Linked DNA regions of Homo sapiens: all the other regions are linked to region 2. Evidence: chromatin loops called from intact Hi-C (ENCODE). Cell type or tissue: ovary. All regions are shown on one strand.

The links. Hi-C counts contacts between places; a loop is a spot of excess contacts. Peaks named below come from ENCODE experiments on the same cell type or tissue, not always from the same donor. Only the 100,000 strongest peaks of a DNase experiment are listed, where the experiment ranks them.
Region 1: it touches region 2 in a loop (2.5-fold over the local background); 81 of 110 quality-filtered maps call a loop at or near these places.
Region 3: a loop joins it to region 2, with 2.7 times the contacts of the local background. A loop is called at or near these places in 83 of 110 quality-filtered maps.
Region 4: a loop joins it to region 2, with 4 times the contacts of the local background. A loop is called at or near these places in 75 of 110 quality-filtered maps.

The regions. Positions count from the first base shown.
Region 1 is chr5:147,361,187-147,369,186 of GRCh38, reverse strand. STK32A (serine/threonine kinase 32A) reads right to left here. Exons shown (of 13, transcript NM_001112724.2): 8 at 7,573-7,670. Among named protein-coding and RNA genes, the nearest start is that of STK32A, 130 kb to the right of the region's middle. In ovary, no CTCF peak of the experiment used is centred here; no DNase peak of the experiment used is centred here; H3K4me3 peaks cover 441 bases; H3K27ac peaks cover 571 bases.
Region 2 is chr5:147,230,171-147,238,170 of GRCh38, reverse strand. It overlaps STK32A (serine/threonine kinase 32A), which reads right to left and starts at 3,145. Exons shown (of 13, transcript NM_001112724.2): 1 at 2,972-3,145. It overlaps STK32A-AS1 (STK32A antisense RNA 1), which reads left to right and starts at 3,312. Exons shown (of 4, transcript NR_147190.1): 1 at 3,312-3,458. In ovary, no CTCF peak of the experiment used is centred here; DNase peaks (open chromatin) are centred at 3,120 and 3,729; H3K4me3 peaks cover 1,629 bases; H3K27ac peaks cover 1,624 bases.
Region 3 is chr5:147,371,905-147,379,904 of GRCh38, reverse strand. STK32A (serine/threonine kinase 32A) reads right to left here. Exons shown (of 13, transcript NM_001112724.2): 10 at 6,611-6,736; 11 at 4,687-4,815. Among named protein-coding and RNA genes, the nearest start is that of DPYSL3, 130 kb to the left of the region's middle. In ovary, no CTCF peak of the experiment used is centred here; no DNase peak of the experiment used is centred here.
Region 4 is chr5:147,572,684-147,580,683 of GRCh38, reverse strand. All of the region lies in intron 1 of JAKMIP2-AS1 (JAKMIP2 antisense RNA 1), which reads right to left. Among named protein-coding and RNA genes, the nearest start is that of JAKMIP2-AS1, 17 kb to the right of the region's middle. In ovary, CTCF peaks have their summits at 2,092 (motif pointing right) and 3,537; a DNase peak (open chromatin) is centred at 3,543; H3K4me3 peaks cover 573 bases; H3K27ac peaks cover 1,591 bases.

The DNA.
Region 1 (8,000 bases), 130 kb before region 2:
TCAACACTAAATAAAGGACCATAGCTATATCATATGTCTTGGTAATTATATAGTAGAAATAACTCATTAACTCAATATCAGTAAAGGAGTGCTAGATGCTTTATCACCATTATCAATGTTTATTGGTAATTTAGTAGCCAAAGGGTTAGGTTACTCCATATGATTCAGACCATGTTTATCATTAAGAATCAGATTAGGCTTAGTATACTCAAGCTTCTAGGCTTATATGTGTATGCACATGTGTTTTTACTTTTTTCTGTGTTTCTTCTTGATTTTAATTCATTGCTGCTTCTCAACCTACTGTTTCTGGGCCACCTAGAAAATAAAATGATTTTATAAACAAATGAATTAACTGATGAATGCCACAAGCAGCTGGTTTAAGTGTGTACATTTTTCTCTAGTTACTTTACAAGGCCATATGACTGAATTTAATTTTTAAAATCTCCATGACCTGTTGGTTTATTAAAAAATAATCACATTGTCTTTATCTTATTTTTTAATTTACTTTTACAGTTCTAAATTTTAAAATTAATTTGAATTAATCAACTACCAGAATTGTATATTTATTTATTTACCAATTATTTATTGAATGCCTACCATGTTCCAGCACCTTTCTTAGGCATTGAGGGTACAATGAAGAACAAGACACATATGGTTTCTATGTTGGTGGGGCCTACAGTCTACTTAAGGAAGCATGTAAATTTATTATATAGACTGTATACACACACACACACACACTTAAATAAATGGGATACATGCTATAGAGAAAAATTACAGTATGCAGTCACAGTATATATCATAAAAGCCTAAGGCAGCATCTAAACTAACAGTGAGCATATAGAGAATAAACAAAGTGGAAAAGGTGAAATGTTATAAGGGAACAAATGATGTGTTGTGAATATGGTTGTATTTCAGAAGTGCAAAGGCAAAAGAATTGCAGCTAAGCATGTACAATGAGTACAAAACTATGTACACATCTATCCTAAGTTAACACTTTTGGATAATATGAAACTATAAAAGATGTGGACCTTTGCCTTTGCAATGGCAATGAGATAGTAGGGAGTTAGAGAGATGACAAAGCAGATTAATAGTTAAGGGACACATTCATTAAGACTGAAACCAAACTCAGAAATGATGAGAATGTTTTCGAGCACATTTTCTCATTAAGACATATACTTTTCTGTAAATAAAAATTTGTACGTATGGAGGAAATTGTTTAGCACACTTCCTCTGTGCTTGAGTTGTATTGATGCTTGTAATTAAATGTTACTTCCTTTTCTTCAGATAAGCTACATTTTGAAACGTAATTGCAGGTAGCATAGTTGGTCATTTTTTCCTAGAAGGTGTCTAAGTGATTTGTTTCTCCATTCATTCAATAACTGTCAGGCCTCTGAGCCCAAGCTAAGCCATCATATCCCCTGTGACCTGCACATACACATCCAGATGGCTGGTTCCTGCCTTAACTGATGATATTCCACCACAAAAGAAGTGAAAATGGCCGGTTCCTGCCTTAACTGATGACACTACCTTGTGAAATTCCTTCTCCTGGCTCATCCTGGCTCAAAACGTCCCCCGCTGAGCACCTTGTGATCCTCACCCCTGCCCACCAGAGAACAACCCCCCTTTTTCCTTTACCTACCCAAATCTTATAAAACGGCCCCACTCCTATCTCCCTTCGCTGATTCTCTTTTCGGACTCAGCCCACCTGAAACCCAGGTGAAATAGCCTTGTTGCTCACACAAAGCCTGTTTGGTGGTCTCTTCACATGGATGTGAGTGAAAATAACCATGTATTATATACCTATTTAAAGTTAAATATTGTGACCAGGTGCGGCGGCTCACACCTGTAATCCCACCACTTTGCAGGGCCAAGGCAGGTGGATTGCTTGAGCCCAGGAGTTCAAGACTAGCCTGGGCAACATGGTAAGACCCCAACTCTACAAAAAATACAAAAAATTTCCAGGCATGGTGGCATATGCCTGTAGTCCCAGCTACTTGGGAGGCTCAGGCGGGAGGGTTGATTGGACAGAGGAGGGGGTGGTTGCAGTGAGCCGAGATTGGGCCATTGCACTCCAGCCTGGGGGACAGAGCAAGACTCTCCTGAGGAAAAAAAAAACAGTTAAATACTGTGAATAATACTAACCTATATAAGATACATACTTTACCTTTAATGAATTAACAACCTAATAATATACAAGAGATAAAAAATAAAAATTGATATGCCTATAGATTTAATCCTTAAAAAGAAAATAGATTTAGGTGTTCTGATCTAGAAAGCTGTACATTTTATCTTATGAAATGAAAAAAAAAAAGGCTCAACAAGGTAAAACATACTTCTATTTTTGCTAAAACAACACATCTATCTATATCTATCTATCTGAAGATAGAGTATCCTTATGAGAACAGAAACAAGTTGGAAGTGAATGCAACAAACTGCTAAGATGGGGTTTAAAAGTCAAAGGGAGTTTAATTTCTTAATTGGAAATGTTCTTTGCCTTAGAGACTACAGCTGATTTTTGCTTTCATTTTCGTGGTTTTCTATATTTTCTAATAAGCTTAGATTCCAAAGATTCACAGGATACATAAAGTAAATAAATGTTTGGAAGAGATTCGGATCACTTTAGATAGGGAGGTCAGAGAATGTTTCTTTAGAGAAAGTGCTATTTTGTCATAGGTGATAAAGTATGAATAGAATTTGAATATAAAGAGATCTAGAAAAACCTCCCCAACACGAACTGGAATAGTTTAATAGTGTGTCCTTTCTTAGAAATGACCAAAATACTTGGCTATAAAGATTTTGAAAAGCCCTGCAATGAAGATATATCCTTTATTAAAACTTCATTTAGTGATTTCAAATCTTACGCAGAGTGATTTTTAAAGAAGACCAAGGTTTGCCTTGGAAACTCTCTTTATAGGCGAAGGAACAAGAGGTTAAAAAACCCAAGAGATGCTTTGAGAAGAGGAAGAAGTTCTAAGAGGCCAAAATGAGTTCATGAAGGGTCAGAAATACACAAATGGAAGCAAAATCTGAAACGTTGACCTAATTCCGAAGAATGCCAAGCTAAGACATCTGAAGTTTGTTGTGGGGAGTGGGCGGGGGTGCAGATAAGGCTTGTGAAGGGTGTGTATGTGTATGTGTGTGTGTGTGTGTGTGTAGCACTGGGGAGCAACAGTAGTTTCTTTTTCTTAACAAAAAAGGTCATATCTGTGCTTTAGAAAAATGAATTTGTCAAAGTTGACATATCAAATCACAGGGAACTAGCATAGAGGTAAAATAATATGGGAAGAAGAGAAACAATTTTCTTAGCAAAATTCTTTCCAGGCAGGCGAGAATACCTCTTTTAGATAGGTGATAGTTAAATACAATCCTAGGCATGTTTGAAGAATAACAGATAGTCGTTTGTCTGTTTCAACTCGCTCCTCTGCTTCTGTTTTGCTAGGTGTGTCATAAAAGATGAGGGCAGAGCACAATTGCTCTGAACCCCAGAAGCAGCTAGCAAGGGTCTAACACAGAAGCACAGCCACAGAAGGTGAGTAAATTGGCTGGGGAGAAAAAAATTAAGGGTGAAGTGGGAAAGAGCAGATATGTTTCTACTTTTAAGTAAGTGTATGTTTCTCTTCTCTGTTTTCCTATATAATCATGAGTAGCGTATCTACTTGTTCACTGGATTTATTTAGAAACTTGAAAAAAAAAAGCCCATCAGGAGATAAAAACAGGTAATATCCCTATGTAGGACTTACACATTTGGCTTACAAGGGTGGTCCTTTCACATCAATTTGACTAACTTATCCAAATTTGAATATACTTAAGAAATAGTGCTACAATGACTTCCTCAGGAAAGGCAGGAGTACAAACAATGAACTAATGAATGTTTGGGTGTAAAATGGACCCTGCAGAGTGAATGAAACAGATACAATTGTGAGATCCTCCTTTTTTTTGCTTTAGAAACACTCATCTTTGATTTCCTGAGCAAGATAAAGCCATTGGACCATGATGAAATAACCCCAACTTCTAACAACTGTTCTTACTGTGAATAGGTTAATTACTTGGGAGATGGCATTTTTAATGCAGAAATCATGATGGTGTGTTGTGGGACCAAAGAAGAGGGCTATTGACAGCAGCAGAAAGAATGACTCCAAAAAGTTAGGAGAGGAGAGCTGCAGTATCTGGATGATGACTTGAGATACCCAATTCTTTAGTTCTGTGGGATAAACAAGCTCCTAAAGTCAGGTCTTCAACTCTTTGGTCTTAGAGGAATCACTGATTGCATCCATCACTGGGACCTTGAGAGTATACAACCTGTTACAGACTGAATGTATCCCCCCAAAATTTCTAAATTTAATCCCTAACCTTCAATATGATGGTATTTGGAGATGAAGCCCTTGGGAGGTAATTAGGGTTAGATTAGGTCATAAGGGTGGAGCCCTCAGGATAGGATTAGTGGCCTTATTACAAAAAGAAGAGAAAGAGATTATCTCTCTCTCCGTCATGTGAGGGCAAGAAAGAAGCTGTCTGCAAGTCAGGAAGAAAGCCCTCACCAGAACCCAACCATGATGGCACGTTAATCTCAGAATTCTAGACTCCATAACTGAGAAAATAAATTTCTGTTGCCTAAGCCACCAATTCTGTGGTATTTTGTGAAGGCAGATATTGCAGACTAAAATTTTGGTATTGAGAATTGGAATGCTGCTGGAACAAATGCCTTAAAATGTGGAAGTGACTTTGGAACTAGTTATTGAGCTGGAAGACTGTGGATGTATGCACTAGAAATATGGATATTAAGGGTGATTCTGGTGAGGTCTGACAGAAATGAGGAACATGTTATTGGAAACTGGAGGAAAGGTGATTCTTGTTATAAAGTGGCAAGGAGCTTGTCTGAACTGTGTTCTACTATTTTGCAGAAGGTAGAAATTGTGAGTGATGAAATGAGATATTTAGCTGAGGAGATTTCTTTTTTTTTTTTTTTTTTTTGAGATGGAGTTTCGCTCTCATTGCCCAGGCTGGAGTACAATGTTGTGTTCTCAGCTCACTGCAACATCTACCTCCCAGGTTCAAGTGATTCTCCTGCCTCAGCCTCCTGAGTAGCTGGGATTACAGGCATCCACCACCATGCCCGGCTAATTTTGTATTTTTAGTACAGATGGGGTTTCTCCATGTTGATCAGGTTGGACTCGAATTACTGACCTCAGGTGATCTGCCCGCCTCAGCCTTCTAAAGTGCTGGGATTATAGGCATGAGCCACTGCACCAGGCCAGCCGAGGAGATTTCTAAGCAAAACTTTGAAGGAGTAACTTGGTTCCTTCTGTCTGCTTATAGTAAAATGTTAAAGGGAATGTTTGAATTGAAGAAAAAATAATTAAGCAAAAAGCAACCAGAAATTGAAGATTTCTATCCATATTGCAGAAAATGAGCAAGCCTGTTCTGAAGAGCACACTAGAGTGTAGCTGAACAATCAAGTAGTTATCACAACAGAAGCTAGAAATAAAGATGGGATTATACTAGCAGATGCTGCCAGTTTGAATTTATGGAGAAAGGCTGTCAGACTTCTTGGATTTTACAGGCTGGGACCGTAATGCTATCCAGCTGTGAACATGTGCTATCCTTCAAGTAAAAGGAAGAAGGATCATGAGGGCGATTCACAGATCATCAGGGCTGCCATTCCCACTACAGGTCCAGAGTGCACTGGCTTGGGGAGCAGGGTTGCCTCCACCTCTGTTTCGAAGGGCAGGACCACCACTCAACAGAGCTGTGTAGACAGAGCCTTCACAGAGAGCCATGTGGGTAGTGCCTTTGTAGAGAGCCACTTAAGCAAGTCCCCTCTCCCCATCCCCAGCCATGAGAGTGATTGCTCCCATGCCTGTGTAGATCTAGAGGGCAAACCAACAACTCAAAGAAGATTATTCTCGAGTTTTAAGATATAATAGAATTTGCTTTGATATGTTCTGGACTTGTTTAGGAGCTGATGCCCCTTCCTTCTTTCCCATTTCTCTTTTGAAATGTTGGAATGGGATTCTCTATCCCACAGCTATGGTATCATTGTATTTTGGAAGCACATAACTTGCTTGTTTTTTGTTTGTTTGTTTTTTGTTTTGTTTTGTTTAATGATGGGGTCTCACTCTGTAGCTCAGGCTGGAGTGCAGTGGCATGATCTTGGCTCACTACAGCCTCTACCTCCTGGGCTCAAGTGATTCTCCCACCTCAACCACCTGAGTAGTTGGGACCACTGGCTTGCCCCACCATGCCTGGCTAATTAAAAAAAAAAGGTGTTGTAGACACAGGGTCTCCCATGTGGCCCAGGCTGGTCTCACACTCCTGGGCTCAAGGAATCCTCCTGCCTCCTACCTCTTAAAGTGTTGGGATTACAGGCATGAGCCAGTGCCTGGCCACTTGTCTGCTTTTATAGGTACATAGCTGAGGAGAAATTTTGCCTTAGGATGAATCATACCTCGAGTCTCACCCATACACAATTTCTATGATGTTTAGATGAGATTTTGGACTTCAGACTTTAGAGTTGATATGGGAATAAGTTAAGACTTTTGGGACTGTTGAATGTATGTATTTTGCATATGAGAAGGACATGAATATTGGAGGGGTCAAGGATAGAATGTCATGGACTGAATGTTTGTGTCCCACTCAAAATTCAGATGTTGAAGCCTTAACCCTCAATTTGATGGTATTTGGAAATGGAGCCTCTGAGAGGGAATAAGGGTTAGGTTAGTTTATGGGGGTAGGTCCCTCGTGATGGGATTAGTAGACTTATAAGAAGACAAAGATCTCTCTCTGCCATGTGAGGACACAGAAAAAAGGCTGCTATCTGCAAGCCAAAAAGAGATTTCACCATAACCCAACCATTCTGGCATCTTAATCTCAGACTTCCAACCTCCATAACCAAGAAAATAGATGTCTGTTATTTAAGCCATCCTGTCTGCAGTATTTTATTATGGTAAGCAGAGCTGACTGAGATATAACCTAAGGAGTGTATTTCTATTATGTAATAGTTTGCACAAATTGTATAAAATATGTTTCAGCATATTTGCTTTCTTTTCATCTCTTTTTTCTGGGAAAGAGATTCTTAGTTTAAGAAATGTTTCCTTTAAAAGGAAATGACTCTAATTTGTCACTGAACCCAGAACCCAGGAGCCAAGTGATAGAAATCCAACAAGACAGAGCATGAATTGTGTTGTATTAATAATTCACACTAGCCTTGGTGAGGTATGTCTGAATTAGAGTCCTGTACTATGACTGCAAAATGACTTTCTTTAAACAAACACAGATATTTACACAAGATATTTAGTGAGGTGTATTGATTTCCCCTCTTTGGGAGTTTATAATATCCATATTATTCCTTTACTTTTAACTGTGTAATTTAATGGTAATTGACATGGTTGGTCCCATATGCGGGACAAATGAATTAACCTATGCAGAAATCTCAAGGGGTGTTATCAACATCACATGGCATAGCTGATTTCAGCTTTCAAGTGAACTGCTTGGATCTTAGCAAACAATACATTCTTTCATTCTAAAATAGAACTTGCTGGAAAAATAACCAAAGAGGAAATGCTACTACAGTACCCGGCCTCTCAGCAGTTCATATGCCGTCACTCCCAGGGACCACCAGTCAACAGCAAAGGAATAGCCTGCTCCTTTTCTGGAGCTGAACATCTCAGGTGCTGAAAAACACGAAAAATTAAACCAGTTTGATTCCCTGAGACATTAGTATTATATTTTCTCAACATGTTCCTCCAAAGGAGAATTACCAGGATCAAAAATATAAACACTTTTATGGATGTTTATCATCCGTTGCTAGATTGCTCACAGCAGGCAAACATTTCTAATTTTCTAATCTCTCTCAGTAGCCTCATTCATCAGTCAACACACACAGGCATGCATAGGCCTTCATGGATAAACTCTTCGCTTATTTAGATCATGCACCGATTAAAATTTGGGTCCTATTGGGCCTCAAATATGTGGCTCACCCTGAAATCAAGAAGGCTAAGAAG
Region 2 (8,000 bases):
ATTTTGTACAAAATAATATTTTAAAATTCTACTCAGCTATCTGGCTTAAGAAAATTTCATGCTTAGCACATATATGGTCATGGATACATATAATGAGACAATGTATATAAGGTAATTGGCACAATGCCTAGCACATGATATGCAAAGAATGAATGTTAGCTCCTGCTATTTCTAAGAGTAGCAGAATTTCCTTATTGCGTATTTTTAAAAAAATAGTTGATTTCCTCCTGAGCTCTTTACATGTGAAGGGAATATTGATTACAGGCAGAATTGGAGAAAGTGTTAAGGATGAGTTATTGAAAAAGAACTTATGAAACCCCTAAGGAAGTGTAGAAGAAAAGCTCGTTTTCCCATTAGGAAAATGTAAGTAAACCCTTCATTTGGAAGGCAGACTCAGACTCATTAAGGAAATGCTACTTTTCATACTAAAAACCAACTGCTGGCAAAGTGCCTTATGGACTTTAGCAAGAATCATTAAATAGAGAGCAAAGAGAGTCATTAATTAGGAAGCAACCAATTAAATGGTATGAGAGAGGGAGTGAGTAGGGGTAGGTGGTCACAGGTGGCTGATGGAAGCTCAGTGGAATTATTGAGACCCAGGAAGATAGAACTCAACCATTTCTCCAGGATAAAAAATCAAAAAGAGTTTAACTCCAGCAGACAAGGGAGTTAAGAAGTAAGTGGGATGCACTTTTTATTGTGAGTGTTTTATTGTGAGTTAGGGAGAAGCAAATGGGGTGGTCTTTGTGCTTTATTATTGCATTTAAAATCCAAATGAGGGATAGTGTAAGGACTGAACCACTGATGGCACTAGAAAGAGATGAATGGTCCTAAAGAGAACATTAATTTTTTTTTTTTGAGATGGAGTCTTGCTCTGTTGCCCAGGCTGGAGTGCAGTGGCACCATCTCGGCTCACTGCAAGCTCTGCCTCCTGGGTTCACGCCATTCTCCTGCCTCAGCCTCCCAAGTAGCTGAGACTACAGGCACCCGCCACCATGCCCGGCTAATTTTTTTGTATTTTTAGTAGAGATGGGGTTTCACCATGTTAGCCAGGATGGTCTCGATCTCCTGACCTTGTGATGCACCCACCTCGGCCTCCCAAAGTGCTGGGATTACAGGCTTGAGCCACCGTGCCTGGCCGGGAGAACATTAATTTTAAGGATTTGCAGTTGTTAACTGCAGGCAGAGGCTACATTGTCTTTTATTTTGTGCTTAAAACCTGAGTACATGTAGTTTTCACAATGCACCCCAGTCCTGTCATTCTTATATCTTTCTTCACACCTCAGGTTTTTCTCAAGTAGCCTGTCATCCTGCAACATAAGATATACCAAGCACTGACCTTGCAAGTTGTCGAATCAGAAAGAGAAAGAGGAAGGAATATTATCGCAATTTTCCATGTTTCAGAATTTCATTCTGATGTGCACACAATTTTGTTCACCACGGACCAAGTGATTTTTAGTGGGAAGATAATATGCAAACAGGGAACCATTTTTGTGTGTGTCTGTGGAAGGGGGAAGCAGATGGAACCACTGGGTGGTCGTTTAGTATCTTCTTCATTGCACCTAACATACACAATCCAGTTTAAAATTATTTTTCATTTTCTCTCCCATGTGGATAACCAAATTAGATTTTTTTTTTCATATTCAGAAAGAAATCTACCTTTCTCTCGCAGGAAAATGGAGACATGTCCTTTCCATTCTGCTGAAGAGCCCAGTAGAGCTGTAGGACTCTCTTTTACCAACCCCCCAGCCCTTCCTGATCTCCAGGCACTAGGTCTGCAGTGTTACCTAAGCATCATTTTGAGATGTGAAGAGGACAGCTACCATCCATGAAAATGAAAATCCAAAGCATATGAAATGTAAAAGGAGGAGAAATTTGTCTTGCAGGGACACAGGGAGTTTTCAGAGTCTACCCTGACCTGGCCGATTATCAGATTATTAACTGGGAAATAGTTCCCTAATACCAACCTTTCATCTTTGGCCTGTAATTTGGGGGTTGTCAACAGGTAAGCTTCTCTAACCACCAAGCCTCCCTAGATAAAGAGGTGTGGTCTTCTAGGATTGGAAAACATAGGAGGTGATGCAAGAAAGTTGCAACTTTTGATTAAACATTTTAGGTTTCATTGTCACAGAATGTGCATAGACACAACTTATTTTGTTTGCATTTGAAAAACAGAACTTCTTAGTTTAAGAAATATTTTAAAAATAGGGGGCAAAAACATGAAAAATGCCCAAGTTAATAACACTCTCAGTTAACAATTGTTTATATTTGGTCATCTTTATATCATCATTTTTATTTTTAAAGCATTTTAGGGAAATATTATTTCCACCTTAATCCTAAAGTCCAATTGATTTCCCTTTCACACTTTCCAAAGACAGCCACAATCACGGATGTGATAAACATTTTACAGTCCCCCTTCTATGATTTTACAAACATGACAAGTGTCTTAAAATAAGTCACCTAAATGGCATGAGAGAGTGGATATATTTTGCATCTTGCTGTGTCTATCTGCCATCATACTTCTGAAATCTAGGTACAGGCATGCTGATCCCTACAGCTCTGATTTTAGCTTTTTAAGTGCTGCATAGCAGTCCGTTGTGTGAATACACCACATTTTATTTTTTAAGTCCTGGGGGAAAAAGTCCTTGTGGAGATGAAGCAATCATCAAAGGCAGCTAGGTTTTGCTTGTTTAGATGCTGGAGAACAAGCAGAAACACCTCCACTCACTTGTCTCAACCCAGCAAATATTTATTGAAGTCTGTCTGGGTCTGCACATGAGTCAGTGCCAGGCAGGGGAACCTGGATGGAGTGCAAAATAGCTGGAATTGGCCCTAGCCTGCATTTAGTTTTGTGAGTTATCTTGATCAGCAGCCTTTGTCTTCTCTTCTCCTTGCACTTCCTAGCTTCCCAACAGTACCCTTAGTATGCAGGTTTATTGTTATTATTCGTTAAATCTAGACCACCACTCACCTAGTCTCGATTCTTCCTTCATTCCTCCCATGAGGCTCGGAGCGATGCTTTCATCCAGGGAACAGGGACTAAGAGAAGAACTCCAAGAGCAAGGAGCAAGAAAAGGCACCTATCTGCCCGGAAGCGGCGGAGGCTGCGAGCGCCGGGCTGGGCTGGGCTGGGCTGCGCTGGACTGAGCTGGGCTGGGCTGGGGAGGCACCTGCGGCTGCCAAGGGGTCCGAGCGCCGCCCAGCGCACAGCTACCCCGGAGGGGCGGCTCCTTGGCCAGGGAAGGAGGCGGGATCTGCTTGCCAGCGGGCGTCTCCGCTTAGCGCTCTCTCCAGAAACCGCTGGGCAGTCTCCTGGGTGAGCGCCAGACGCCTGGGGTCCGTTTGCCGCCTGCTGAGACTAGACAAGGACCCCGGGAGGGCGACGTTGGGGGAGAGGGCTACGGATGGAGGTCCCGCCGCGCTTGGGCCGGGTCCGGAGCCACCAGGACGCACAGCGGGTACTATTACGCCCCATATCACGGGAACTGCCTCACCCCCCCTGCGATGTGGATCGTAATAGCCGGGGGGGGGGGGGGGGGAGAAGGGGGGTGCTATTACTCTCCATATCGCCGGGGGTGCCTCACCCCCCTGCGATGTGGATCCTAAAAGCCGGGGGGTTGAGGGGGAGAGGGCGGTGCTATTACTCCTCATATCGCGGGGGAAGCCTCACTCCCCTGCGATGTGGATCGTAATAGTCGGGGGGGAAAGGGGGACGCTATTAATCCCCATATGGCAGGAGGGTGCCTCACACCCCAGCGATGTGGCTCGTAGTAGCCAGGGAGGGAGGGGGGGTCCTATTACTCCCCATATGGCGGGGTGTGCCTCACCCTCTTGCTATATGGGAATTAATAGCATTCTCTCCCCTCTTGGACATTAGAAACAATTTCACAGTGTGTGTGTACACAGCCTGCGATATTGAAACTAACAGCATCCTATCCACCTCCGGTTATTAGGAACAATATCACAAAATGGTGTACACTCTTTGCGAGACTTGGAGTTCTATCGTGCTGTGTTTCCCTGAATATTCGTAGAAATGTGACAGCGTGGGTGTACACCCACTACTATATTGGGAGTAACTTCGTACTCCACCCCCTGGAAATTAGGAGAAATATCACGGAAGGGGTGTAAAGCCACTGCGATATTTGAAATAATATCATGCCCTCACCCACTAGTTATTAGGAACAATATCACAGGACGGTGTATACCTTCTACAGTATTGGGAGTAATATCATCATCTCTTTCTTTAGATATTAGGAACAATATCAAAGGGGGTTGCACACCCAGTGTATTATTGGAAGTAATATCATTCTCTCTTCTTCTAGATTTTAGGAATCATATCACAGGCAGGGTGTACCACCCTTATTATATTAAAAGTAATGTTATCTCCTTTCGACCTGGATATTAAGAACAATAAGAAATGCGTTCTGTACATCCTTTGAATATTGGTAGTAATACCATCTTTTCCCTTCCTGGATTTAAGAAACAATATGACTTGTGGGGTGTCCACCCCTTGCAATATTGGGAGTAATATCACCTCTCCCCATGAGGTTATTAGGGACAAAATCACAGGGTGGGTGTACACTTCCTACGTTATTAAGAGTAATATCATCCACTTTCCCCCTTTATATCAGGAACCATATCACAGAAGAGGTGTACACCCCCTGTGATATTGTCAGTAATATCATCTCTTCCCCCCTGGATATTAGGAGCAAAACCACAGGGGGGATGTACACCCACTGCGATATTGAAAGTAATAGCAGCCTCTTTCCCGCTGGATATTAGGAAGTATATCACAGGTGTGTGTGCACCTTCTGCGATATTGGTAGTAATATAAACCTCTACTATGCTGCCTATTAGGAAGAATATACAGTGGGGGGCGGGGGGGTTACAACCCCTGCGACATTGGGCATAATATTATTATTTTTCCCTGTACATTAAAAACTCTATCAAAGGGGTCTGTACACCTTCTGCGATATTGGGATCAATTTTATTCTCTCCCCCACTGAATGTTAGAAACAATATTACAGAAGGGTGTACACTTCCTGCGATATGGCCAGTAATATCATCATCTCCTTCCCTGGATATTAGGAACAATATCACCATTTGTGTACATCCCTTGCGCTGTTGGGAGTAACATTATTCTCTCTTCCCCTTGATATTAGAAATAATATCACAGGCGGAGTGTACACCCCACCCCCTGCGATACTGAAGGTAATATCATTCTTTTTTAACTTAGATATAAGGAACAGTATCACAGGGGGCGTGTACACTTTCTTCGATACTGGGAGTAATACCATCCTCTCAACCCGTAAAGAGCAGGAAAAATATCAAAGAATGTTTGTACACCACTTGCGATATTGGGAGTAACATCATCCTCCCCTCACCTGGGTATCAGAAAAAATATCATGGGGCATGGATGTACACCACCTGCGATACTGGGAGTAATATAATGTTCTATCCCCATGGATATTGAGAACAATATCACAGAGGTGGTGTACATCCTCTGCGTTACTGCGAGTAATATCATCCTCACCCCCCCTAGATATTAGGAGCAATATCACAGGAGGATTATACACCCGCTGCAACATTGGGAGTAATATCATCCTTTCCCTTCTGAATATTAGGAACCATATCTCATGGGGGATGTACAGCCCATTCCATTTTGGGAGTATAATCAATTTCTTCATTGCTGGAAATAAAAAACAATATAACAGTGGTGGTGTACACACCCTGTGATATGGCCAGTAATAACCTAGACTCTCCCCCGGGATATAAGGAACAATATCAAAAAAGAGTGCATACTCCCAGCGATATTGGGGTTAATATCATACTCTTCCCCCCTGGATATTAGGAACAATATCAAAGAAGGGGTGTCCACCCCTTGCCATATTGACAGTAATATCATCCTCTCCCTCCCTGGATATTAAGAACAATACCACAGAGTTGGTGTACACCCACTGCAATATTGAGAGTCATGTCATCCTCTACCCCCTGGATATTAAAAACAACATCACAGAGGGAGTGCACAACCCCCGCGATATGGCCAGTAATATCATAGTCTCCCCCACTGGATATTAGGAACAATATCACATGGGCGTGTACACCTCCAGCGCTATTGAAAGTAATATCATTCTCTCTTCCCCTGGATATTGGGAATAATATCACAGGTGGGGTGTACAACTCCTGCGATATTGGCAGTAATATCATCCTCTCCCAACCTAGATATTAGCAACAAAATAACAGAGGGGTTTATACTGCCTGCGATATTGGGATATCATCCTCTCCCCACCTAAATATTAGGAACAATATCACAGGGGGTGTGTACACCCCTACGATATTGGGGGTAATATCCTCCCTCTCCCTGGATATAAGGAACAATATCACTGGGGTACTGTACACCCCCTGTGATAGGGGGAGTAATATCATTTTGATCCCCCCTGGATATTAGGGACAATATTATGGAGGGGGTGTACACCCCTTGCCAAATTGTGAGTCATATCATTTCTCTTCCCCTGGATATTAGGAACAATGTCACAGGAGGTGTGTCCCTTGTGATATTGGAATTAATAGCATCCTCTCCCCCACTGAATATTAAAAACCACATCACAGGGATGTTGTCCACCCCTGCGATATGGACAGTAATATCATTGTCTCCCCGCCTAAATATTAAGAACAGTATCACAAGAGGGGTGTACACCCCCTGCGATATTGGGAGTAATTTTATCGTCTCTACCTTTGGATATTAGGACCAATATCACGGGGGTGGGGTGTACAACCCCCTGCGATATCGGACATAATGTTATCCTCTCTTCCCCTGGATATTAGGAGCAATATCCTGGAAGGGAGAGGGAGTACAAGCTCTTCGATATCTGCGGTAATAACATCATTTCCCTTCTTGGACATTAAGAACAATATCACTGGGAGGGTGTACACCGCCTGCGATATTGGGTGTCATATCATCCTCTCTTCCCTGGGATATTACGAACAATATCACAGGACGGGTGTACCGCACCTGTGGTATTGGGCGTAATATCATCGTCTCCCAATGTGGATATTAGGAAGAATGTCGTCAAGGGGGGATGTAAACCTTTGATATTGGGAGTAATGTCATCCTCTCACCCCCGGGATTGTAGGCAAAATATCGAAGGCGTTTTACAACTCGTGAGATATTGGGAGTAATATCATCCTCTCTGCACCTAGATATTAGGAACTATATCACAGGAGGCTGTGCACTTCTTGCGATACAGGGAGTAATATCCTCTCCCATCATGGATATTAAGAACAATATTACAAAGGAGGTGTCCACCCCCTGCGATATTGAGAGTCATATTATGCTCTCCCCTTAGGGATAAGAACAATATCGCAGGAGGTGTGTACAGCCCCTGCGATATTGCCACTAGTATCATCGTCTCCCTCCCGGGATCTAAGAAACAATATCACAAGGGGGTGTATACCCCCTGCGATATTGAGAGTAATATCTTCCTCTCCCCCGCTGGCTATTAGGAACAATGTCACAGAAGGGGTGTACACCCCCTGTTATATTGGGAGTGATAGCATCCTCTCCGTCCCTGGATATTAGGAACAACATCACTAGGGAGTGTACACCTCCAGCGATATTGAGACTAATATCATCCTGTCGCCGCCTAGATATTAGGAACTGTATCACAGGGGTGGTGTACATCCGTGCGAAATTGGAAGAAATATCCTCTCCACCTTTGGATATTAGAGACAATGTCACGGTGGAGGTCTACGCCCCTTGCGATATTGGGAGTAATATCATCCTCTCCCACCCAGGATATTAGAAACAAGATCACAGAAGGGATGTACACCCACTGCAATATTTGGAGTAATGTCATCCTCTAGCCCCTGGCTGTTAAAAATAACGTCATAGGGGGGTGTACACCTTCTATGATATTGGGAATAATATCACCCTCTCCCCACTGGATATCAGGAAAAATACTATTGATTATTAATATTAATACATATAATAATAATTAAGA
Region 3 (8,000 bases), 140 kb before region 2:
AAAAAGAATGGAGGGACTAATGGGTCATACATGACTTAGAAGGGAAATGATCGCTTAAAATCTTAGGACTCACATATCAAGGATGAGCAGAGCAAACACTGATTAAATTATCATAGCTGGAGACGGCATCTGAAATATTGGAAGGGGTTAGAGCAGGTGGAAATCTCAGAAGGAGAACAAGAGGACTTAGGGAATTTGCCTCAATTGTCAGACAGACTGGGTGGCATGGCAGTCTGTTGATTCTATACTTTAAAGATGTTGAGCAGAGCAAGATAAAGTGGAGGATATTCTGGGGGGAAAGAAACAATAGAGGCATCTGACATGAGCATAAAAAGAGCCAAGGAAAAGAAAGGCTAGGAGTCAGGAAGTGCAATGGAAAGTAAAGCATCACAACAGCTAACATTCTGTGGAGCACTTTACATGCACTAATTTACTCAGAACAAGCCTATGAACTTGGTACACATACCAACTCCATCTATAAATGAGGAAACTGAGACACCCGAAAAATGCAAAACTTTAGTTATGTTCTTCTAGTTTATCACATCCTAGATTCTATAACAGTGTATCTCAATCATGGTTGCACACATAGAATCACCTGAAGTAAGTTTTTAAAATACTGAAACCCAGGATATAAAATGAATGTGCAAAGATTGCTAGCATTCCTATACACCAACAACAGGCAAGCAGAGAGACAAATCATGAATGAACTCCCATTCACAACTGCTACAAAACAATAAAACACCTAGGAATATAGCTAACAAGGGAAATGAAGGACCTCTTCAAGGAGAAATACAAACCACTGCTCAAGGAAATCAGAGAGGACACAAACAAATGGAAAAACATTCCAGGTTCCCAGATAGAATCAATATCATAAAAATGGCCATACTGCCTAAAGTAATTTATAGATTCAATGCTATTCCCATTAAATGACTGTTGGCATTCTTCACAGAATTAGAAAAAAAAACTATTTTCAAATGTATATGGAACCAAATAAGGGCTTGAATAGTCAAGACAATCCTAAGCAAAAAAAAAAAAAAAAAAAAAAAAAAAAAAAAAAAAAAAAAGACTGGAGGCATTATTACACTACTACACTACCTGACTTCAAACTATACTACAAAGCTACAGTAACCAAAACAGCATGGTACTGGTACAACGACAGACGCATAGACCAATTAAACAGAATAGAGAACTCAGAGAGCTCAGAATAGAGAGCTCCTTTTCCAGGCTTGTGGCTTGATTGGAATTCCCTTGCCAACACTTGACTCTTTTCTAATGTGGTACCTAAACAGTGATGAATTTGGCTCTAGAGTAACAAGGTGACTCTGAGCTACACACAGTGGGGCAGAAATGGGGCTAAGCTATAGCTAATATGATACTGATATGGTGTATGTTCTTGTTAGATTTTGCTGAAGGAATGCCTTCAGTGAATGGCTCTAGATAAGACTAAAGGCAGGGAGGATGAGTAATGTCACAAGCCTTTTGAACACAGCATGGGTAATTCCTATGATCAGAAACCACCTGTCATTTTATTTCCTCTGTAACATTAAGATCTGCCTGTGCCCTGAGATGTGCCAGCCTTGAAATGCTCTTGTCCTTTCCTGTATGCTCACCTACCTCTGCTCAATCTGGAGGAACCAGATCAAATGTTGCCTCCTCTGGAAAGCCTATCCTAACCCTTCACTCAGGTCCAGTGAGCAATTCCCACAGCACTTTGTGTATCTAACCATAGCATTAACCACCTAGTCAGAAATATTTCCTAACAAAGCAGGAATTTTACAGTCATCTGAATAAATGAATGAATGAATGAACGAGCATGTTAATAATATAATAAGGTAAGATTGACTCATGTTTTAAAAGCCTTAATGTAAAAGAGAGAAAATAGAGTGAAGAATCAGAAAAATAGTTCATAATCTTTCTGATTCTTCTTGGAAGAAAGACTATTCTTTGTTTTGAAGCAAAGTACCTTTTATTTTTGAACCTGGGGTACAAGATTAGAAGAATCTAGAGAAAAATGCTGATGTAAGCAGTTCCAAGCCCCATCTCTGAACAGAAACATCAAAAAAACAAGCAGATACTGTCAAAACCAACTTTGTCAAAACTCCGGAAAGCACTCAAAGGTTTACTGGAACCAAGTGAACACTAAATTAAGAAAAGAAAAACAACTTAAAAATGCTCTTGGTGTTAAATCTCAGTCAAAACATTAGCTGAGCACAGGCTAAAGTAACAGAAACTTCAGTGATGACACAACAAAGCAGACAATCTCTGCAAACATTGTTTGGAGAAGTCGCTAAACAATGGATAACTACAGCCTTCAACAATCAAAAAATAGCAAACCATGAAGAAAGGAGGAACCTGATTTCCAGAGTTACCACATTATCATATTTAAATGTCGAGTTTTCAATAGCAACAGAAAAAAAATCACAAGGCACACAAAGAAACAGGAAAATATTGCCATTCAAAGACTTAAAATCAACAGATAGAAATTGTCCTGAGGAAGCTCAAACATTGAGCTTTCTAGAGTGAGATTTTAAAACAACCGTCTTGAATATGCTCAGAGTTAAAGGAAACCATGGAAGGAAACCACAAAACAGGTATCAAAAAATTTAAAAAGACTGAAATAATTGGAATGAAGGTAGGAATCAATAACAGAAGGAAAACTGGAAAATTCACAAAAATGTGGAAATTAAACAACAAACTCTTAAAAAAAGAGTCAAAAAGAGAAATCACATGAGATATCAGAATATACTTAGAGATGAATTAAAAACAAACCACAGCATCCCAAAACTTATGGGATAGGTGAAGGCAGTGCTCAGAAGGAACTTTATAGCTATAAACACCAATATTAAAAAAGAAGAAACATCTTAAGTCAAAAGCCTAACTGAACACCTTGCTAATATGTTAAGGATTTTTGCATCTATATTCATAACAGATGTCAGTTTGTAATTATCATTTTTTGTGATGTCTTTGTCCAGTTTGGTATCAGGGTAATGCTGGCTTCGTAGAATGACTAAGGGAGAAACTATTTGCAGTTCACATATTTGATAAGGGTCCAATATCCAGAATATGTAAAAAACATCCTATAATTCAACAACAGAAATGACAAGGTGATATTTAAGGTATAAAGAATGAGAGGAAGCCCCCTATGTGAAGATGAAAGGGAAGACCATTCTAGGAACAGGGAAGAGCAAGGGCAAAGGCCTTGAAGAAGAACAAAAGGTTCAGTGCTTGAGAGTGAGACACTTGCAGGGCCTGTGAGGTTGGAGGGTTTTAAGTGAGGGTCAGAGTGGGATAGTACAAGGATGTGGCAGGAAAGATGGGCAGATCATGTTGAGCATGGTACGTATGGTCAAAAGTTATTCCTAAATTGCTCAGTTATTTCTAAAACTTTAAAAACTTGTAATAAAAAGGATCTCTTGGTTTTTATCACATGTTAGGTCCTGTTATCAGAGAGGCCTGTATCCACCTTGAGCCAAGTTCTGCTAGGTCAGGGGAAGGAGCAAGTCTGGAGAAGCGGGTTGGTTATGACATGATCATGAGGAACAGACCATTGGGAAGAAGACAGTTCAGAGACAAGCAATATGCAAGACGGGTTAGCAGCACAGCTAAGCATTCCTTGGAGGGTCCTAGAAAATATTTCCTGAAGGGAATCTGACGAGAAGCCAGTTCTGTGATCAAACAGGACAGAGATGTGAACGTTGGTTAATTGTCCATTGAAATATATAGTGGCCCCTGACTACTAGAGAAATTAAGGAGATGGAGGATACTTATTTGTTTGCAGAGCCATCTTTACCACAAGACTACACAATCTTTGAGAAAAGGGACAGCACTGAGTATAGAAATTATATCTCAATCATTTCTCACTCCAGTCTTTAGCACAGGACCTGGCAGATCATAGCTACTAAAAAAAAGTAGCCTAAATGAATGGATGGAGGGAGGCAGGGATTGATGGAGGAATGGAAATGGTCGTGTGGATAGATAGATGACCTTTAGAGGCAAAGTAACTTTATTACTTCATCATCATTATAATTCATAGAGCCACATGTGAGTATAAAATCCTACTGAGTGTTTGCAAGTTACTTCACTGAAATCTGAGCTCTGACTCTGACAGAGAATAATATACTTAGTTACAAAGTTAATTTAACTCAGCCTGAAATCCAGCAATAGTGCTCCACCATGTTAGAATTCCGTCATTCCTGTGAACAGACACTCTTCTGTGAGGCTTGATATCATAAAATTCTGCTTGTGGCAAAGAACAGACATCATCTCTAGGGTTGGCTGCTCCCAGAAACTCCTCAAAGCAGGAGTGAGGTCCAAAACAACCATGTGTGTACTTTGAAACCTGCCCCTTTACCATAATTTTATGAATCATCCCCTGACCTAAGCTTGGCCAATGACAGTTCCTCTCCCAGGAAATTTGTAAATTTTGAATTGAGAACTGGAAGAGAGAAATAACTGAGTCAAGTTAATGGCAGAACTCTAGACGGAAAGCCTACAAGTAAAATGTTGCTGCTAGGATCCTCAGAGGAGCTCTGGTCTGCCCTTTTAGAAACCCGGCTGATCTACTTCTCCTATTTCACTAAGCAGCAAAAGCAGGAAGCTGAAATGACCTCCCAGTAGAAGCTCTCGAAGATATTGCAGCCATCATGGGGATACCCATGACCCTGAGTTTGGTGGGGACCTGCTTACCTGAGAAGAATCGCATTTCCTCATATCCTTCTCCTTCTTTGCCAGACGCTTTTTTTTCTTATGTAGAGGTTTGGACTCCAAAATCATTTCCTCAAGTTCAAAGGTAGGATCACAATTCAGCCTGCCTTTCTGCAAGGAAGACAGTTGGCTCAATCCTCAGATTACTGTATCATTCTGAAAAACACAGCAGACCTAATACGGAAAATAATACTTAGTCTTAACGGAGCAGTCCATGAATAATACACTGGGATTCCCACTCTAAGTTTTACGTTATTTATTGCCAGCATCGTTTTTCATATTCTTCGTTTATTTTTCTAAACTCTCAATTAGGCCTCAATGAGTAAAAACAAAAGCCGACTTACAGTTATTTTTCTAAAGTGGAAAATAAATTTTGGGTTATGTTTCCGAAAGTGCGCTCTAATAATCATGTAACTCAGAATCACCTAAGTTGCTTGCTCAGCTTCCCAGTTCTCCAACCAGACTTCCCAAATCAGAATTTCAGAATGTGAGGTCCAAGAACTTGCACTTTAATGAGCTTCCCAGATGATTCCGATTCACACTAAAGTCAGAGAAGCATAACGTAGAACTTCTTTTGAGCCAGCATTGATGGCTAATTGCAGGGACGCAACACATAGAAGGAGGGGGAAGCAAGAGTTGGGGTGCCTAGACCTTCATTGTGTCATGTGTCAATTATGGTACAAGTTGCCCCTAATGGACCCCACAAAGCGGAGAGGTAAGAACTCAGACCTACCCTCCTGTTGCTCCATAAGGTACAATTCCACCACCCTGCTTTCTCCTTTCTCTCACTTTGTACTTTCTCCTTACCCTCTCATTGGAGCATGCCTCCTGCTGTGTGTACATGAAGGATCACACTCTCACATTCCCACAGCAAATGCCTCATATGGGCTTAAGAGTAATTTTTTTTTTTTTTTGAGACAGGGTCTCACTCTGTTACCCAGGCTAGAGTGCAGTGGCACAATCACTGCTCATGCAGCCTCAAACTCCTGGGCTTAAGTGATCTTTCTACCTCAGCCTCCTAGGTAGCTGAGACTACACCCAAGTACCACCACGCCTGCCTAATTTTTTTTTCTTTTTCTGTAGAGACACGGTCTTGCCATGTTGCCAAGGCTGATCTTGAACCCCTGATCCTCCTGCCTCGGCCTCCTAAAGTGCTGAGATTGCAGGCCTGAGCTGCCATGACAGCCAAAACAGAAAACTGAATTGGTTCTACAGGCCCCTTTAGAAGCCTCTTATTCTGCCCAATATACCTACAACTGAACATATAATTTCAGTTCTAGGCAGAGAGAAGGAGCTAGTGGCCTCACTTGGGACCTTTGGCCTAAGCTTCTGGACTCTGGCTCTTACCAGCATAATGCAGTAGACCACAGAAGTCCATTGGTTTGGCTATCCATCCAATGGGAATTATATGTCTTTGGTTATCAGTCCTTACAAATATAAATCCCTGAGACAGAACAAACAAAGGATGAGGGGCAAATGCTAAAATAAATTCCTCACCCCAACTCCAACAATTTTCAATTCTTTGACTCAGATCTCTAGGGACACAAACTTCTGCATCTTTAGAATCAAAGAAAACTTAAAAAAAACCCCAGCAGATTCATGAGAATGACTATTTGGGGAACTAGGACTTCCTTTCAATAAAAACAGACCATAAAAAGTGGTTAAAAGCTAGAACTTCAGTCGCAAATACACCTGGATTAGAATCCCAGCTTGACTACTTGCTAGCTTTGTGACCTTTGGTGACAAACTTACCCTGTGCATGTCTCAATTCTCTCATCTGTAAAATGGGAATTGGGGCTCTCTTAACAACACTGGTGTGATTATCTAATGAGACAATGTGTGAATCTGGCACACCGGGTAATGCGCACTGAATGGGAGTTATTTGGCTTTGTTAGGATTGACTCACATTAGGAATGAAACCTGGAATGAGCCTCTTCTGAAAAACTGCATCCCAGTTTATATCATTCATATACGGGAAGTTCTGGACATCAGATAACTGAGAAAATCGTTGGTCTGGATTAGGTTCGAGTAGCTGCCAATAAAATGCAAACATCAAGGCCATAAGAAAGGATAGAAGGACAAAAAAAAATCATACAAATTCCCTCTAAATGCTTTCAACTGTAGGACTGAAGGAAAATAGACAGTGTCCCCTATCCCTAATCCCATAAACAATGTAGATCATACATTATTAGAATGAACAGTATGTAGGATTCTGCAATGTGATGAGTAAAAATGGCTTGTCCTACTAAGTCAAATATATCTTTGATTCTTGACTCCTCTACTTACTAAGGGCAAATTTGTTCTCTAAATCTTAGTTTACCCATGTGTTTAAAAAAAGTGGTAATAATGTATTTCATACGATTGTAATCAGGATTAGTGGGAGGCTATTTATACAAAGTACCTAGTAGAAAACCTATGGTGACAAATGTTGATACATTTCACAAGTAGAACTCATTTCCTACTAAGAATTGTAGCTGTTTTTACAACTAATTAAAATACATTGGGGGCGGCATAGATAAGGTGTAACTAAAGTAACTGTTATAGTTCTAGATTTTACTAATTGAGATAAAAGATTTTTGCCCCCTTAACCATTCCTGAGCCAACATCACAGCAATTGTGTGGCTCAAATAGGCATTGTCAGTCCCACTTGAGAATGCTTCTGAAGATGACAACCATGCAACCTCAGGGTGTAATTTGTGGAGTGAAGCAGGGCTGTCTTGGAACTAAGCAGAATTTGCTTATGAAAAATGATCCCCCATTCTATGTCTTTGACATTACTGATGCAATGTCCCTATTCCAAAATAAGGAACTTGACTCCAAAAACAAGAGACACAAATGATGACTCCTTAGCCACTAAAGCTATTTTCCATTACCAGCCACAACTGGTGCAATTTTCTCCTCAAAAAAAAAAAAAAAAAAAAAAAAAAAAAAGGCCAAGCCCATTCCTCTTGGGCCCCTCATTCTTGTTTTGTATCATCACTCAATATACACTTTTGACCTCCCGCTATAACTGTTCTTCATCTGTTTGATGAAGATGGGTACCTTGAAAATCTGATGAAAGCTGTGGACCTCATTTATTTGAATACTTGTCAAATTTCACTTCTCAGGCTTTGTGTTAGATGCTGAGAATACAATGGTAACACATGTCAGACATGGTCCCTACCCTCATGAAGCTAAGAAGAAAATGGTACGTAACCAAGGATCACACAAATGCTGGGTATAATTTTAAACTGAAAAATGCTATGAAGGAAAGATAGTGTTATGTGAACTTACACCAAGAAGGTGATATTTGAGCT
Region 4 (8,000 bases), 340 kb before region 2:
AATTTCCCAATCCTAGTAAGCCTGAGGGTACTGCAGGAGACCAGGGCGTATTTCAGTCTTTATCTCAACCGCATAAGACAGACACTCCCAGAGCGGCCATCTATAGACCTACCCCCAGGAATGCATTCCTTCCCCAGGATTCCTTGCTGGGAAAAGAATTCAGCGATATTCCTCCTACATGCACATCCATCTATAGGCTTTCCGCAAGAAGAAAAATATGGCTCTATTCTGCCCAACCCCAAAGGCAGTCAGACCTTATGGTTATCTTTCCTTGTTCCCTGAAAATTGCTGTTATTCTGTTCTTTTTCAGGGTGCACTGATTTCATATTGTTCAAACACACGTTTTACAAATAATTTGTACAGTTAATGCAATCATCACAGGGTCCTGAGGTGACATTCATACTCAGCTTACGAAGATGACAGGATTAAGAGATTAAAGTAAAGACAGGCATAGGAATATAAGAGTATTGATTGGGGAAGTGATAAATGTCCATGAAATCTTCACAATTTATGTTCAGAGACTGCAGTAAAGACGGGTGTAAGAAATTATAAATGTATTAATTTTGGGAACTGGTACATGTCCATGAAATCTTCACAAATTATGCTCTTCTGCTGCGACTTGAGCCGATCCCTCTGTTTGGGGTCCCTGACTTCCCGCAACACACAGGTGACACTGTCCCATCTTCTCCAACACAAACAGACACACACATACACTTAGACCTTGGCAGGTCAAAAGAGCTGGTATTTATGCAGGCTTTGAGGCAAATTCATGCTGTGGATTTTTTGCTATATGCTGCTCTTTATGTCTAGAAATGTTTTTCCTATTTTTTTGTCTAGATAAATCTTTTTATCTTTTCTTTTTTTTTTTTTTTTTTTTTGAGACAGAGTCTCGTTCTGTCACCCAGGCTGGAGTACAGTGGCACGATCTCAGCTCACCGCAACCTCCACCTCCTGGGTTCAAGTGATTCTGCTGCCTCAGCCTCCCAAGTAGCAGGGATTACAGGAGTGTGCCACCACCATGCCCGGCTAACTCCTGTATTTTTAGTAGAGATGGGGGTTTCACCATGTTGGTCAGTCTGGTCTCGAACTCTGGACCTCATGATCCACCCGCCTCAGTCTCCCAAAGTGTTAGGATTACAGGCGTGAGCCACCGTGCCCAGCTACCTGTTTAAATCTTATTGCTACTGGAAGACTCAGCCATCATCTTCTTTAAGAGCAGAACAAAATATTCTTTGATCTCGCACTCTATGTGTACCTATCATGCTATTTACCATGTATATTAAAGTTACAGGCCGGGCACCGTGGCTCACACCTGTAATCCCAACATTTTGGGAGGCCGAGGCAGGTGGATCACCTGAGGTCGGGAGTTCGAGACCAGCCTGACCAACATGGAGAAAACCCATCTCTACTAAAAATACAAAATTAGCTGGGCATGGTGGCGCATGCCTGTAATACCAGCTACTGGGGAGGCTGAGGCAGGAGAATTGCTTGAACCTGGGAGGTGGAGGTTGCAGTGAGCCAAGATCGTGCCATTGCACTCCAGCCTGGGCAACAAGAGCGAAACTTTGTCTCAAAAATAAATAAATAAATAAATAAATAAAGTTACTTGTTCTGTCCCTTTCCACTTAATGCCCCATGAAATCTGAGTTATTTGAGGGAAGAGATATTCCTTTGTCAGCTTTTCATTCCCAGCACCTAGCACAGGTCCTAGCACACAGCAGAGTCTTGGTGTATTATTTTAATTCTAGTATTTATGTATTGAATTGTGGAGGGAGCAATTGCTTCTTGTTTGAATGCTCAGAGAAGTCCCCATGAAGGTGGAAATAGGTTAACTGGGCCATTTTATTGGAAAGTAATTTTGTTGTTATTCTTAGCTTTTTGTTTGTTTTGTTATTCTTTCCTTTCTTTCTGTTGTTCTTTTTTTTTTTTTCTTTTCTGAAGGTGTCTTTTTGATAAGCCATAAGCTCTTCAGAAAACACTTACGAATAGATCACCACATTCCCTGTTCAATTTCACCTTATTTTCCTGGTCAAAGGTCTCTGTTTTTCTGTATTCTACTGTCTGACCACAGGAGGGTAGCATTTTTCCACAAGTCCAGGGAAAAAAGTGTGAGCTCAAGGAAAACCTAAAGCTGATTTTATGTGATATTTTGATGCCCCTTGGTTTTGCATTTCAATTCCCCACATCCATATGAAAGTAATAACCTAAACATAAGCATTGCTTTGTCCATTCCTCCGGCATGATTGTTCACTATCTCGGGTTTTGTAGCCTCTCCTTATTTCAGGGAGGCTGGATTGCTTTCTTCGCCGCAGGCAGCAAATTCATTTCCAAATACAAAGACCCAGCGAAACTTAGCGACCTCCAAATAGTTTCAGACTTGGTCAGACGCCAGATAAAAGAGGTCAAGGCAGTTCATCAGATTCACTCCCTAATTCCCCACCTCTGAAACAAGTTTTCCCCAGAGAACCGACAAGCAAAGGTATGTTATTGTGTCTAGAGTTTTTCCCATTGTGTGGATGACCTTGATTTTTTAAAATAATATTGTTAATGTTTTAAATATTTTTGCCGGAACATTTTATGTTTCTTAAAGGGATTTTTAAAGAAAAAAAAAAGACAATTTAACAAAAAGTTACCGCCCAAGAATCCCAAGAATGAAAAAACAGCAATAATTTCTTCTTGTTCTTACAAAACATTAGCTAGATAAGCTTTTATTTCATTAGTCTGCCATTCCTAACCATAAACGGCATTTTATAAGTCACTCGGTAATTGACCAAGGATCCCTGCTTCTTAGTGCTGTACCTCCTCAGTTATTAGGGGCTGCTATGGGAAAGCGCCATTCAAAATAAGCCAGGTGCTTTAATTTTATTTTAATTACAAATGGAAATTAAGCAGAGATCCAGTGATGCTGGCTTTTACTCCTTCTGATCTATTTTTCTTTCTATTCTGTTACAAGAGGCAATATGTATATAGGAGACATACGGACTGGGTCCTAATTCTATCTCTGCCACTAGGTATGTGTCATTGAAGAAGCGACTTGAGCATTTTAAATCTGCCCCCAAATGGGATAATCATACCATTTACCTTGTCAGGCTGTTGAGAAAATTAAATAAGATATGTAACAGGATTCACACAAAAAGTTGCAATGTGTGCTATATAGTAAAGGCTCAATAAATCACACTTTTATTAATTATGTTGTTCAGTTCATCTGTTAGTATAAAGGGATAAAGTGCAGAAGGATAATACGAGCGTATAAAGCCTGAAAAAACAGGAGCATGAAAGGATGCCTCTTACCCAGACACCCTGCCTTCATCATCCTCCCCTGATTCCTGGTGCTCTCTGAAAAAGCTAAGCAAAACATCATCACCAAGAGCACTGCAACGTTGAGTAAATAAGCAGTGATTTATTTAAATAACCAAAAAAAAAAAGTCTTCCTGTTCAGGATTGGCTTAATAGTTTGTAGAGGAAGAACAAACAAATCTTAGGCAAAAATGCCGAGAACCAGGCCCTGCAGTAGCTAGCCCTCGCAGTACTCACCGACACCACAGGGCGTCGCTGTAGAAAAACCGCTGTGGTTTGGGGCGCCTCTCAGACATCACTGACAATTAACTTTTCATTTGATCATCAATTGTTTAATTTTTCGTGTGTCACTATCACAACAGGAGTCATTTTTTAAGACCTGAAAAGGACCTTAAGAATATTCATTTTTTCATTCTTTCTTTTTTTTTTTTTTTTTTTTTACCAAACATTTATTGAACAACTACAATGTGGCAGGCATGCCTGAATATGAATGAGAAAACTATGTAAGTGGGCCAGGCGCCATGGCTCAGCCTGTAAACCCAGCACTTTGGGAGACTGAGGCAGGAGGATCCCTTGAGCTCAGGAGTTCGAGACCAGCCTGGACTAGCCTGGCCAACATGGCAAAACCCTGTCTCTAGGCATGGTAGCAAGCGCCTATAATCCCAGCTACTGTGGAGGCTGAGGCAGGAGGATCACTTGAGTCTGGGAGGTGGAGGTTGCAGTGAGCCGAGATCACACCACTGCACTCCAGCCTGAGCAACAAAACAAAAACAAAAACAAAACAAAACAAACAAACAAAAAAAATGGGTGCAGTGGCTTATGCCTGTAATCCCAGCACTTTGGGAGACCGAGGCTGGTGGATCACCCGAGGTCAGGAGTTTGAGACCAGCCTGGCCAACGTGGTAAAACCCTGTCTGTACTAAAAATACAAAAATTAGCCGGGCGTGGTGGCACAGCCTTATAATCCCAGCTACTCGGGAAGCTGAGGCCAGAGAATTGCTTGAACCCGGGAGGCAGAGGTTGAAGTAAGCTGAGATCACTCCACTGCACTCCAGCCTGGGTGACAAGAGCAAAAACTCCATCTCAAAAACAGAGAGAGAGAATACTGTGTAAGTGACTTGCCTACTGGTGGAGCTACTAAATGGTTGAGCCAAGACCTGGGTCAGATCATCTGACTTCAAGTTTAGTGAACTTTCCCTAAAAATAACAATGTAATTATTTTATATTATAATAAAATTAATTTATATTATATAATCCGGCCAGGCACGGTAGCTCACACCTGTAATCCCAGCACTTTGGGAGGTCGAGGCAGGTGGATCGCTTGAGGTCAGGAGTTCGAGACCAGCCTGGCCAACCTGGTGAAACCCCTGTCTATACTAAAAACACAAAAATTAGCTGGGCATGGTGGTGGGCACCTGTAGTCCCAGCTATCTGGGAGGCTGAGGCCCGAGAATCAGTTGAACCCGGGAGATAGAGGTTGCAGTGGGCCAAGATCGTACCACTGCACTCCAGCCTGGGTGACAGAGTGAGACCCAGTCTCAAAAAATAATACTACTACTAATAATTAAAGTTTATTATATAATCCTATATAATATATCTTAATATAATTATCAATATAACTAACATATAATTCACTATATATTAAATAAATAACAATATAACAATGACTGAGTCCCTACGATGTATAAAAATTTTTCATGCATTTTTAAATTGGCTATATGGCCTCTAGAGTGATCTGAGGATATAGGCTTTAGAATACTATGTTTGAATCCCAGCTCTGTTCCCCATTAGCTATATGACCTTGATCGACTTAATGAACATCTCTGAGGCTCAATTTTCTCATCCATAAAATAAAAATAATATAATCTGGGCTTATGGTAAGGATTGAATTAAATTAAATTAAAACATTATTTAAAATATTCATAAAATGCCTGGTACAGGGTAGAAGCCCAATCATTATCATTCATGCTCCTAACAAATTTGCATTTACTAAGGAAGAAAGTAACAAATAAAAGTTTAGTAACTTGCCCAGATTTATTCAGCCAATAAGTGGCCAAGTCAGAATCCGAATTCAGATCTGATTCCAAAGCTTATGTTCATTTCACTATTATGTTGCCAGTGTAATTTTGCCTCCAGACATAAATGTCTTTAATATAAATGTCTTTAATAAATGTCTTTAATATTCCTCCATGCACCTGGAACAGGCTACACCTGGAATAGGCTACACATGTAAGAGCTAATCTACACATCTATTAAATGTTAGCAACACTTTTAGACAAGGGGAGGATAGAGAATAGGAACGTTTTGTCTTGTTTTTGTTTTCCTCTTTTTCTGTTCCAATTAATGTACTAAGGATTAAGAGGGAACATAGCTCACTTCCCTCTTTTTCACTGCTCTGTCTTTCTCACTAAAGACAAAAGGATATGGCGCTTCACTACCTAGAAGGTTATGAATCCACACTGTTATCCACAAAGAATCCCTAAGGTTTTTTACTTCCTTTTCAAGTTTAAACCAAGGTTCTTTTCCCAGTTCCCGTGATCTGCCTCAACAGAAGGGACTCAGTGAGTCCCTGCATTTCTGGCATTTCTAGAAGGAAAGGGACAGGACCAGGAGGAGTGAAGGCCCCTGAGTGTGCGTGAGATCAACAGCTGCCTGCTTGGTGGGAACTGAGGGGGGCTGAAAGGATTCTACCCAATCGCTACCCCCGCAAACACACACATCCTCAAATGTCGTCTTGGAGTTAAATATGTATCTATATTCCAGGAAGTCCCTGGGCAAAATGGAGGTAATTTACCCAGAAGGATCATATAATAAGATATTAGAATCCATTAACAGAAAGCCTTGCCTTTTTACTAAATTATTTAGCTGCTCTATTTGGAAACCCTGAAAGGAAAAGAAGCATCATGTATGATAAGGGAATGTCCTATTAGGGAAATATGTTTTACTGAGAGACCCAGATGAGAGGCACATGGGGAACGGGGATTAACCAGGACAACTGTAAATGTCGTACCAAGAGTATTGTGTTGGTAAACAGGCTCTAGGAAGCGAGGGTGGGGGGCTTGATTTATACTCTGCAGATTTCTTCAAGGTAATTATTTCACCATAGCTGATTTCAAACTACCAATGACAAAATTCCTAAATATTTAACAAATGGCCTCCAGGACTGACACAAGCCAGCTCAGGCACATCACTACCAATAATTTTGGAAGGATGAGGTTACTTCCGGCCAATGACAAACAGTGTGACTTTTCAAAGCAGGTGTGTGTTTATCCCTGTCAAGTTCAATATGCTCCCTACCCAACCCCACCCCTCATAGCAGGGCTACAAAGGAATACGTAGAGTTAAGGTGGAGTAACAGCACAAATGAGTGCATGGAAAAACTGGTGAAATCTGAATACAGTCTGCAGTTTGCACGGTCCCAATGGCAGTTTCCTGATTTTGCCATTTTATTCTAGTTACTTAAGTTGTTACCATAGGGAGACGCTAAGTGAAAGGTATGGTGCACTATGTGCTAATTTGCCAACTTACTGTAGAGTTTATAACTATTTTAAGATAAAAAAGCTATATTAAAAAACCCTCAAGCAATATAGGAAAATACGTAGATGACAGCAAAGTTTGCCCCAAAATCATACCACACAGAAATAATCGTGATTATCATTAGGTGGACAGCATTCTAGACATCTTTTGGTGTACATATACAGATAGAAAAGGAAAGAGTTGATGCTACTTTTAGAGAAATAGAGTTCCAAAATAGATTCTATTTTTAAATACATGTAAATAATTTAATTGAACTTAACAGAAGAACCTGATGTTAAACTGTAAGAATCAGTAAACTTCAAATCACACACACACACATATATATTTATACCCATACAGTGGAGTATCAGATTTCATAGATGATGAGACCAGAGCCTGTGGGACCATGTTTTGGCTCTAAAATTAAGGCCTTTAAAATTATAAGTTGAGTTATTGTATTTCCTGTTCTCAGAGACCATAGCGCTAAGAAAGGAGGCATTGAGAGATTCAGCCCACTAAGGTTTCAGAAAAAAAAAATGCAAAAACACTGAACATTAACTTCAAAATGCCTTAGAACCTTGATTGACAACTAGGCTTTTTATATTTGACTTCCTGCTCTGTTTCATTAGCTGAAGCTTTTGACCACACTGTCCTCTTTTTATCTATATCTCGAGGCCACCAATATGATAATACAGTATTAATAAAAAATTAAAATGTTAATTTTGATGTTTTGTCACAGGGTTTACTTTGCTAAATATTTCAGTAATGAGCTAAACCACATTACAGATCTAGCCAGCTTTATAATTTTAAAAACTCAGCACAGTTTTTACCTCCTTTGAGTGTCATAGCAATCTGAACAACAGTCCAGGCTGATATTTCATCCCCATTTTAGGAGTGGTGAAAGTGAAGCTCACAGAAGATGGGCGGTGTGCCTACAGCCATGGGGAGGAAGTGGAAGGGCCATGGGATCTCACAGATTGCTGGACTTCCTATTGCTTTCTATTATCATATGTTAATAGAAGCCTGACATGGCTTTAGAACCTCCATATGTCAAATATAATTCAATGCACTTTGTAACACACTCAGGAAATTAAAGCTTAAAAGGAATTGAAATCTTCCCTACTCCCACAAAAGAAAAATATTTCATACCTACTAAGAGATTAGTAAGGATTTTTTAAAAATCAGAT